Regions from separate parts of the Mus musculus genome. Here region 1 is linked to region 2. The links are chromatin contacts, found by POLR2A ChIA-PET in ENCODE. All regions are on one chromosome and are shown on one strand. The core of a region is the stretch at or near the end of the contact, and the rest is flanking DNA. Distances in the headings are between cores, read along the strand shown. Region 1 holds the start of Fam83h (family with sequence similarity 83, member H). Region 2 holds the start of Tigd5 (tigger transposable element derived 5).

Region 1 (3,518 bases), core at 396-2,895, 100 kb after region 2:
ATGATAGTCCAAACTAGGGAAGTATTTCTGCCCAGGAGGAGGAGTGCCTTGAGGAGTGGGCCAGCGATGCTGACAGGATGGCAGCTCTGGTATTAGGGGATACTTGTTCAATGACGTTGGGGGTCCAGCGGGACTCTGCTGTGTATGACCCAGGGAGCTACAGTGTCTGCCACCCCTAGGGGCATGGCGTAACACATTAGCAAGTCCAAGTGTGACAGAGATTGGAGGTGGGGACACTCCTATGTCTACTGGCCCTAAGAAGAGTGCTCCGACTTCCCTCTGGGGCATTGCCCTGACCTAAGGCTGTTGCTTTTCCTTCCTGTCTGCAATGTGAGGCGTGGCACACTGTTCTGGGGAGATGGAAGCAGAGCACCTGGGGTCTGATGCGGGCCTGTCTGCTTGGACAGGTCTCAGACTGGAGCCAGCTCTCCTAGGCAGCATTCCCACACTACCTGGGGATCCTAGCATGCTCACGCTGAGGGGACACTTCCTTGTATAAGACTGAGAACTGATACTGTCTAGCCAGTGGTGAGAACCCTCAGAGACACATGGGTTGGGAAGTGGCCTTAGTCCTGAGCGGCCACTGTGGTACCTGACCTCACAGAAGTCACACACGACCTTAAATGCCCTTACAATCATTCACTGGTACACATCGCCCCTTGACGATAGACGGGGCGGTGACCACTCCTATCAGCGATGAATCCAACAGCCTGCTCACTGACATCTGCCTATCCAAGTGGGGCCCTGCTTAAGGAAGGAGCCTATCCCACCCAAACCAGTGACTCAGCAGGAATTTTTTGTTCCTGACCTCCTACCTGAAGCTAGCCCCAGGCCCTTCACCACAAGTAGGGCAAGAAAATGACCCTTTCCTCTCCTGTCTGGCAGGAGGTAGTAGTGTTCCTGGGTCTGGAAGGGGGATCCATGGTTGAGGACCTTAGGCTACTACACAAAGAGGATGACAGGATGATTGTGATCAAGAAGGATTGGGGTTGTGGGGGACAAGAAGAACCTAGGAAGACCGGAAGTCGATGAATTATACAGCTTTCAGGTTAGGCACTGCAAGGCCCAAAGGTGTTACTGTACCCCAGGAAGTTAGCGGCTACCCAGGCCAGGTATCTTATCTGCCGATCCAGTCCAGGGATATGAGATCAGGAGTTAGGAGAGTCCAGTTTTCCCTGCCTTCCACACAAGGACCCAGCCCTAGACACCCCGGTTCATGGCGGCTCGGGGAGAGGCTCCGGGAAAGGTACAGGTCATGTCCTGACAATACCTAGGCCGCCAGAGCGAATCGCACTGTTCAGTCTCCTACTTGCCAGCGTGACCCTGGAAAATCCCTCACCCAGTGCCCCGGAGCGCAGTCTCCCTGTCTCCCACCCAGTCCCAAAGCACGCGCTCACTGCACCGCCCGGCCCAGGTCCAGAGACCAGACCCAGGTGGCACCGCGCGGAGGCCCGAGCCTCCCGTCCCGTGTGCCTCGCCCCGCCGTGCTGTGCCCGGCCCGCTCCGGGGCGGGAGCCCTACCTGGCCAGGTGAGCGGGGTTTCGGCACAGGGGCAGCAGGAGCCCACCGCCGCCCAGCGGCCTCGCGGTCCCGTCCGTCCGACAGCCACTCCCCGCCGCGGCCCGCCCGCCCGTTCGGCCTGATTCACGCGCCCGCCCCCGCCCCGCCCGCGCTCTGCCTCCTGCCTGTCCGGGCAGCACCTGGGCGGGGCGGCCCCACCCCGACGCGCCCGCATTCCTGCGCCCTCCGCGCCCCGGACCCCGGCCGCGATCCCGGGTTCCCAGTGTGGCTTCACTGGCGCCCCCAGCCCACACCCCAACCCCGACCCCTGAGCGCTCTGGTGGAGCCCCAGAGCTGCGCTCCGGACCCTGGCCAGCGCCGCTCCGGATTTCTAGAGCCTCGTCTTTCCGGACACTGAAGCCCCTTGAACCTATTTGAAAACCGATCGCTCAAAGCCCCTACTGCCGACCCCTGACCCTCGCCCCGGAAGTTGGGGTAACTCGGAAGTTCCGGCTTAGTCGCTAGGAAACTGGCCAGCTCGACGCGAGGGGCGGAGCTTCTGGCCTCTGTGTTGCGAGAGGCAGGTGAGGCAGGTGAGGTCTCAGACGGGGGGGGGGGGGGGGGGTGTTTGGGTACCCATCTCACTCAAGTGACCGCCCTACCGTTCGCAGACACACCTCTAGTTTCCCCAGTCCACTCCCCGCAGGCTCATCTTCGCGCATGAGACCGACAGCATAGGAACTCCACGGACCTCCCCACTCATTTGCCCAACCATAAAGGTTCCTGCGCACTCACCCGTACCCATGGGACCCCTCAGGCACAAGGGAATCTGGAGTGATCCGCCAGCAGAAGCCCCTCTGCCACACAGAATCCCGCAAACCAATCGTACCCCCCAAGTCCCCATCTCACATGAGGATCACTCTCTAAACTGCTCCAACAGTGTCGGTCCTGGCACCCACTGATCCTTTCCTGTGCAAACCAACTGAAGACACAAAGGTCCCGTCTTAATACATGCACATTAAAAGAGGCTGCACCCAAGATGCTGCAAGTACTGGATCCTCTACAGACAGGGAACCTCATGGTTGTATCGACCCCAACACATCACCCGTACACCTAAGGACTTAGTTCCTCCTAGAGCCCTAATCTACCCAGCCCTCCCTCCAACCCACTCCTCTACGCATGCCGTGCCCTGAACTCAGTCACATGTCCAAGCCAGCTTCCTACCTACCACTTCTCCTGTCCTAGATTCTCAGTGTCTGCCACCTGCCTGAACATTGTCCGTAAGACAGCTTACTTTCAGTCACTTTCTGGTCCTACTTTTAGGATAACATTTCATTAACTCCATCCCCAAATGCACTCTGGAGCCCTGCGGCCCCAGCCTAGTGGGTACATAAGTGTATGGAGTCAGCGATTGCACTACCCGCTTTCCTATTCATTGGCCCTGTGAGGGGTTCTAGGGCACTGGAAGACCCTACTAAAACAGGAGCGGAAAGTTCTTCCAAGAGGAGTGAATGGGGGGCCTGCCTTGTATACTAGGGAGAAGGGCATTGCTTCCAGAACCAGACAGCAGAGATTCCCAAGGCCAAGAAGGAAGAGGGTTTGCGGGTGGGGAGGGGCTGTGTTCAGCAGACCCACGTTGGCAGTAGTTGAAAGCAAGTCCGCAGAGCTCAGGCTGTTGAGCTTCTAGCCCAGCGATTTAGAGGATGGTGTTAGAACACAGAAGGACAGGCAGATCCAGAATTGTAGAGGACGGGGGTACCAGCATAAAGGGACACATCCTCTTGCTAGGTATCCTTCCTCGAGCTACTGGGCACATCCTTAGACCACCAGGGGCGGGCAGGTGGACCAAGAAGCTGGCTGGGGGACATGCTGGAGGTCTATGCTCCTGCTGCATGTTCATCCAGGGCCGGGGCAGTATTCCCACTGCCTTGTTCGCTGCCCTCCTGAATGTACCATCCCTGGACTTTTCCTTCCCACCCCCAGGAGAATGAGCACTAAGAAGGGGGGGCCCAAAGCTG
Region 2 (3,628 bases), core at 1,027-3,526:
CTGGCCTGAGTCTGTGAACAGATGCTGCCCATGGGGGCTTTTTCTGTGTCTGGTATTCAAAGGGGGCAGCTGGTAGCACTTGGAATGTGAGGACTCACGAGCTTTTCAGTCACAACAGCCACGCAGTGTGACTCTCCCACTGCAGCTTATGTTGGCACAGGAGTGGTGTCTTGGTCTTTTTTTCCCATGGGTTAGTAGATTCTCATCTCCAAGCTCCCACCCTGCTTCTCTGCCTCTGGGATATCCCAGTCCTACTCAGAAACACTGGCCTGAGCTGTCTGCCCACTTTGAGACCCAGAGGCTAATGCTGTCACTCCAGTCTAAACCCACCCAGCCCCAATCTCCTTACCCCCAAATGCTATTGTTTGTTGGCTCTATTTCTGTTCCAGCAGACGGTACCTTGACCTGACACACAGGTCTTGGGACTCTGCTAGACGACTTGCTTTCTCAGCTCTTCCTTTACACCTGATAATATCTGGACCATACCTTGGGGGCATTGGTTGTGTGTCATCTTAGACACAGGAAGGAGAATGAAAACTCTGATTGGTAGAACCACCCAAGTCTGCTGAGTCAAGTGATGTGTGGAACTGGAGACCAAAGCACGTTCCAGCACCCGGATTTCACATGTTTCAATGACTCCAACATTCAATAGGCACACAGCATCTTAGACCCCTGGCTCAGAAGAAATGTTTAATGCCAGCATCTCCTACCTGCATCCCCCAAGTGTCACTCTTGCTATCAAGCCCTCTCAAGCACTTTTGCCTCATCTGTACTATGCCACGGAGCCTCACCTATCCAAAAGATAAGCCCGGAGGACGACCCTGCAGCAGCCTTCTCCTGAGAGGGCAGAAAGCCATGCAGAGCAAATCCCAGGCAACCAAGTCTAAATGGCTCCCTCTGCCAACTCTCCAACTGTTTGCTGAGTTCTCCTCCCACAGTCCGAGAGAAGGTTCATGATGTACTGGCCATCACAGAGCCTGGGAAGGGGACTCCTTGTCCCTTTGACTTCTTCCTCTTGACTCTGTTGCCCCACGGGATTGGCTTAGGGGGCACTCGGTAGTCCTGTCACATCCATCCTTTGCTTCATCCATGAGAATCCGCCTGAGATAAGACCCAGTTATCCATCCCCGAGTGACAGGGCCAATTCAGAAGCATCCTTGGGAGTAGCATCCCAACATTATAGCTTCACCAAGTTCTTTTTGCTGCAGGGTAGCCGTTCACTCTAGAAAACCATGATGCCCGGAGAGAGTGCTCATGTATTAGAAAAGGGGCGACCGTACCCTTCAACGCCCCTTTCCAAAGAAAGCTGCCCAGATCACCTTATTCAAATCAGTAAGTAGAGCTAGTCCTGTTACTTTTGAGCAAATCGACACCACCACGCCCTTTTTTCTACCCTGTGTTCGTGGACCGTACGAGTTCCACCAGTCAGCACCCGAAGCAACCTCCCTCTATGCCTAGAGTTAGGTACGCCCTTGGTGCTTAACCGCAAAGACCTAGGGCGTTAGCAAGAGCTGGGCCCCCAAAATTCCGGAGCCAGCCCGACCGCAGGCAACCGTGTCACTCAAGGCCGTGCCGTGCTGGGATGTGCGGAGCCACCGCGCAGCCAGCCTGAAGCAGCGCTCCGGAATCTGGCAACCATGTGGCCAGCGGCCCGCCTCCACACAGGCCCAGACGCCCGCCCGCAGCCCGCACTGTCCCACGGGAGGCAACCCTAACGGCGCGGGGCCCGGGCACTCCAGGCCTCCGCCGCACGTGCGCTCCTTGAGGCGGGGCCCCCGGTACTCACACGCCAGCCAAGGACGCAGCAACCAAAACCTGGAACTGCGAGCTCAGGACTGCAAAGGAGAGGGAGGGCGCCCGCGCAGCTCCCGGAAAACGCAGCGGCATAGACCACGAAAGGCACGGCGGGGGGTCCAACCCTGGGCACGCGCTGTCTTGCCCTCAGAGCGTGCATCACGATGCATGCAGGAACCACCATGGTAGAAGCAAAGGAAGAGCTACCTTGAGAGCCGCGCTTCACCTCAAGAGTTGTCGCTAGGAGCGGAGAACCGGATCTCCCAACACGCCGAACCCCTCCTCAGCTCGAAGAGTGGATCCGTCCGACGAGGGCGGGACGTAATGAAGCTGATGTGCGCACGCGCTAGTGACGCGCCCAAGGCCAGACTGTGCGCAGGCGCCACGAGGCGAAGTGGGCGGGCCTTGCGGGCCGGGGCAGGCAAGGCTGGCGAGACAAAAGGGAGGGACCCGGGCAGCCCCGCCCCCGAGCCCCGCCCCGAGCGGCCCGCGCGGGGTGTCAGGCTCGCTTTCCCGGGTGGTCCCTGGCGCCGACGCCATGTACCCCGCGAGCCCTCCGGCCGGCCCAGCCCTGCACCCGGTCCCGCATCGCGCTCGTCTTCCCCAGCCACGGTGCCTTGCTGAGCCGCCGCGATCGCCGGCGCCCGGCCCGGGTTCCACGGCGCGCCCGCCGCCGCCCCCAGCGCCCGGGCCGCGGCCCCGGGTGGCCGTGAAGATGACTTTCCGCAAGGCCTACTCAATCAAAGACAAGCTGCAAGCCATCGAGCGCGTCAAGGGCGGTGAGCGGCAGGCCAGCGTGTGCCGCGACTTCGGCGTGCCAGGCGGCACTCTGCGCGGCTGGCTCAAGGACGAGCCCAAGCTGCGCTGGTTTTTGGACCAGCTGGGTGGAGAAGTGGGCACGCAGCGCAAGAAGATGCGTCTGGCCAACGAGGAGGAGATCGACCGCGCCGTCTACTCGTGGTTCCTCACCTTGCGCCAGCACGGTGTGCCGCTATCCGGGCCAGTTATCCAAGCGCAGGCTGAGGCCTTTGCTCGCCAGATCTACGGCCCCGAGTGTACCTTCAAGGCTAGCCACGGCTGGTTCTGGCGCTGGCAGAAGCGCCATGGCATCTCTAGCCAGCGCATCTATGGTGAGGCTGAGTCCCCGGTCGCAGGCCCCGCGCCTGTCAAAGAGGAGCCGGCGCAGTCACCAGGCGCAGTTCTCGTACCTGACGGCGCGCCAGCCACTCTACCCCACTCCGAGGGCGGCTATGGCGACGAGCAGATCTACAATGCTAACGTTACTGGTCTCTATTGGAGGTTACTTCCGGAGCAGGCCTCAACTCCGGGCACTGGGGACTCCAAAGAGCCTGGTGGGTGCAGCCGACGCTGGCGCAGTGACCGAGTGACAGTACTGCTGGCCGCCAACCTGACGGGCAGCCACAAGCTGAAACCACTAGTCATCGGGCAGCTACCGGACCCACCCAGCCTGCGTCACCACAACCAGGACAAGTTCCCGGCCTCCTACCGCTACAGTCCGGATGCCTGGCTCAGTCGCCCGCTTCTTCGGGGCTGGTTCTTCGAGGAATTTGTCCCTGGCGTCAAGCGCTACCTGCGCCGAAGCTGCCTGCAACAGAAGGCTGTGCTGCTGGTGGCCCATCCACCCTGTCCGAGTTGGGCCACTAGCATGCCTCCCCTGGAGGAGAGCGAGGAGACTCCCAGGCAGTGCCAGCCTGAGCTCCTTGGGTCCCCAGAGGAACTTCAAACACCTGATGGTGCAGTTCGAGTGCTCTTCTTATCCAAGGGCACCAGCCGAGCACACATCCCTGCACCGTTGGAGCACGGCGTGGTGGCA

Evidence for each region. ChIA-PET counts read pairs that join two places held with the same protein, here RNA polymerase II (POLR2A).
Region 1: POLR2A ChIA-PET joins it to region 2 with 10 read pairs in Patski. The contact joins the promoter of Fam83h here to the promoter of Tigd5 in region 2. POLR2A ChIA-PET finds 5 or more read pairs at or near these places in 3 of 5 experiments (Patski and embryonic stem cell).

What each region holds. Positions count from the first base shown.
Region 1 is chr15:76,007,853-76,011,370 of GRCm38, forward strand. Fam83h (family with sequence similarity 83, member H) reads right to left here and starts at 1,646. Exons shown (of 5, transcript NM_001168253.1): 1 at 1,522-1,646. Iqank1 (IQ motif and ankyrin repeat containing 1) reads left to right here and starts at 2,017. Exons shown (of 14, transcript NM_001370920.1): 1 at 2,017-2,093; 2 at 3,484-3,518. The coding sequence starts at 3,488.
Region 2 is chr15:75,907,459-75,911,086 of GRCm38, forward strand. It overlaps Tigd5 (tigger transposable element derived 5), which reads left to right and starts at 2,277. Exons shown (of 1, transcript NM_178646.4): 1 at 2,277-3,628. The coding sequence starts at 2,333. Eef1d (eukaryotic translation elongation factor 1 delta (guanine nucleotide exchange protein)) reads right to left here and starts at 1,886. Exons shown (of 10, transcript NM_029663.2): 1 at 1,787-1,886.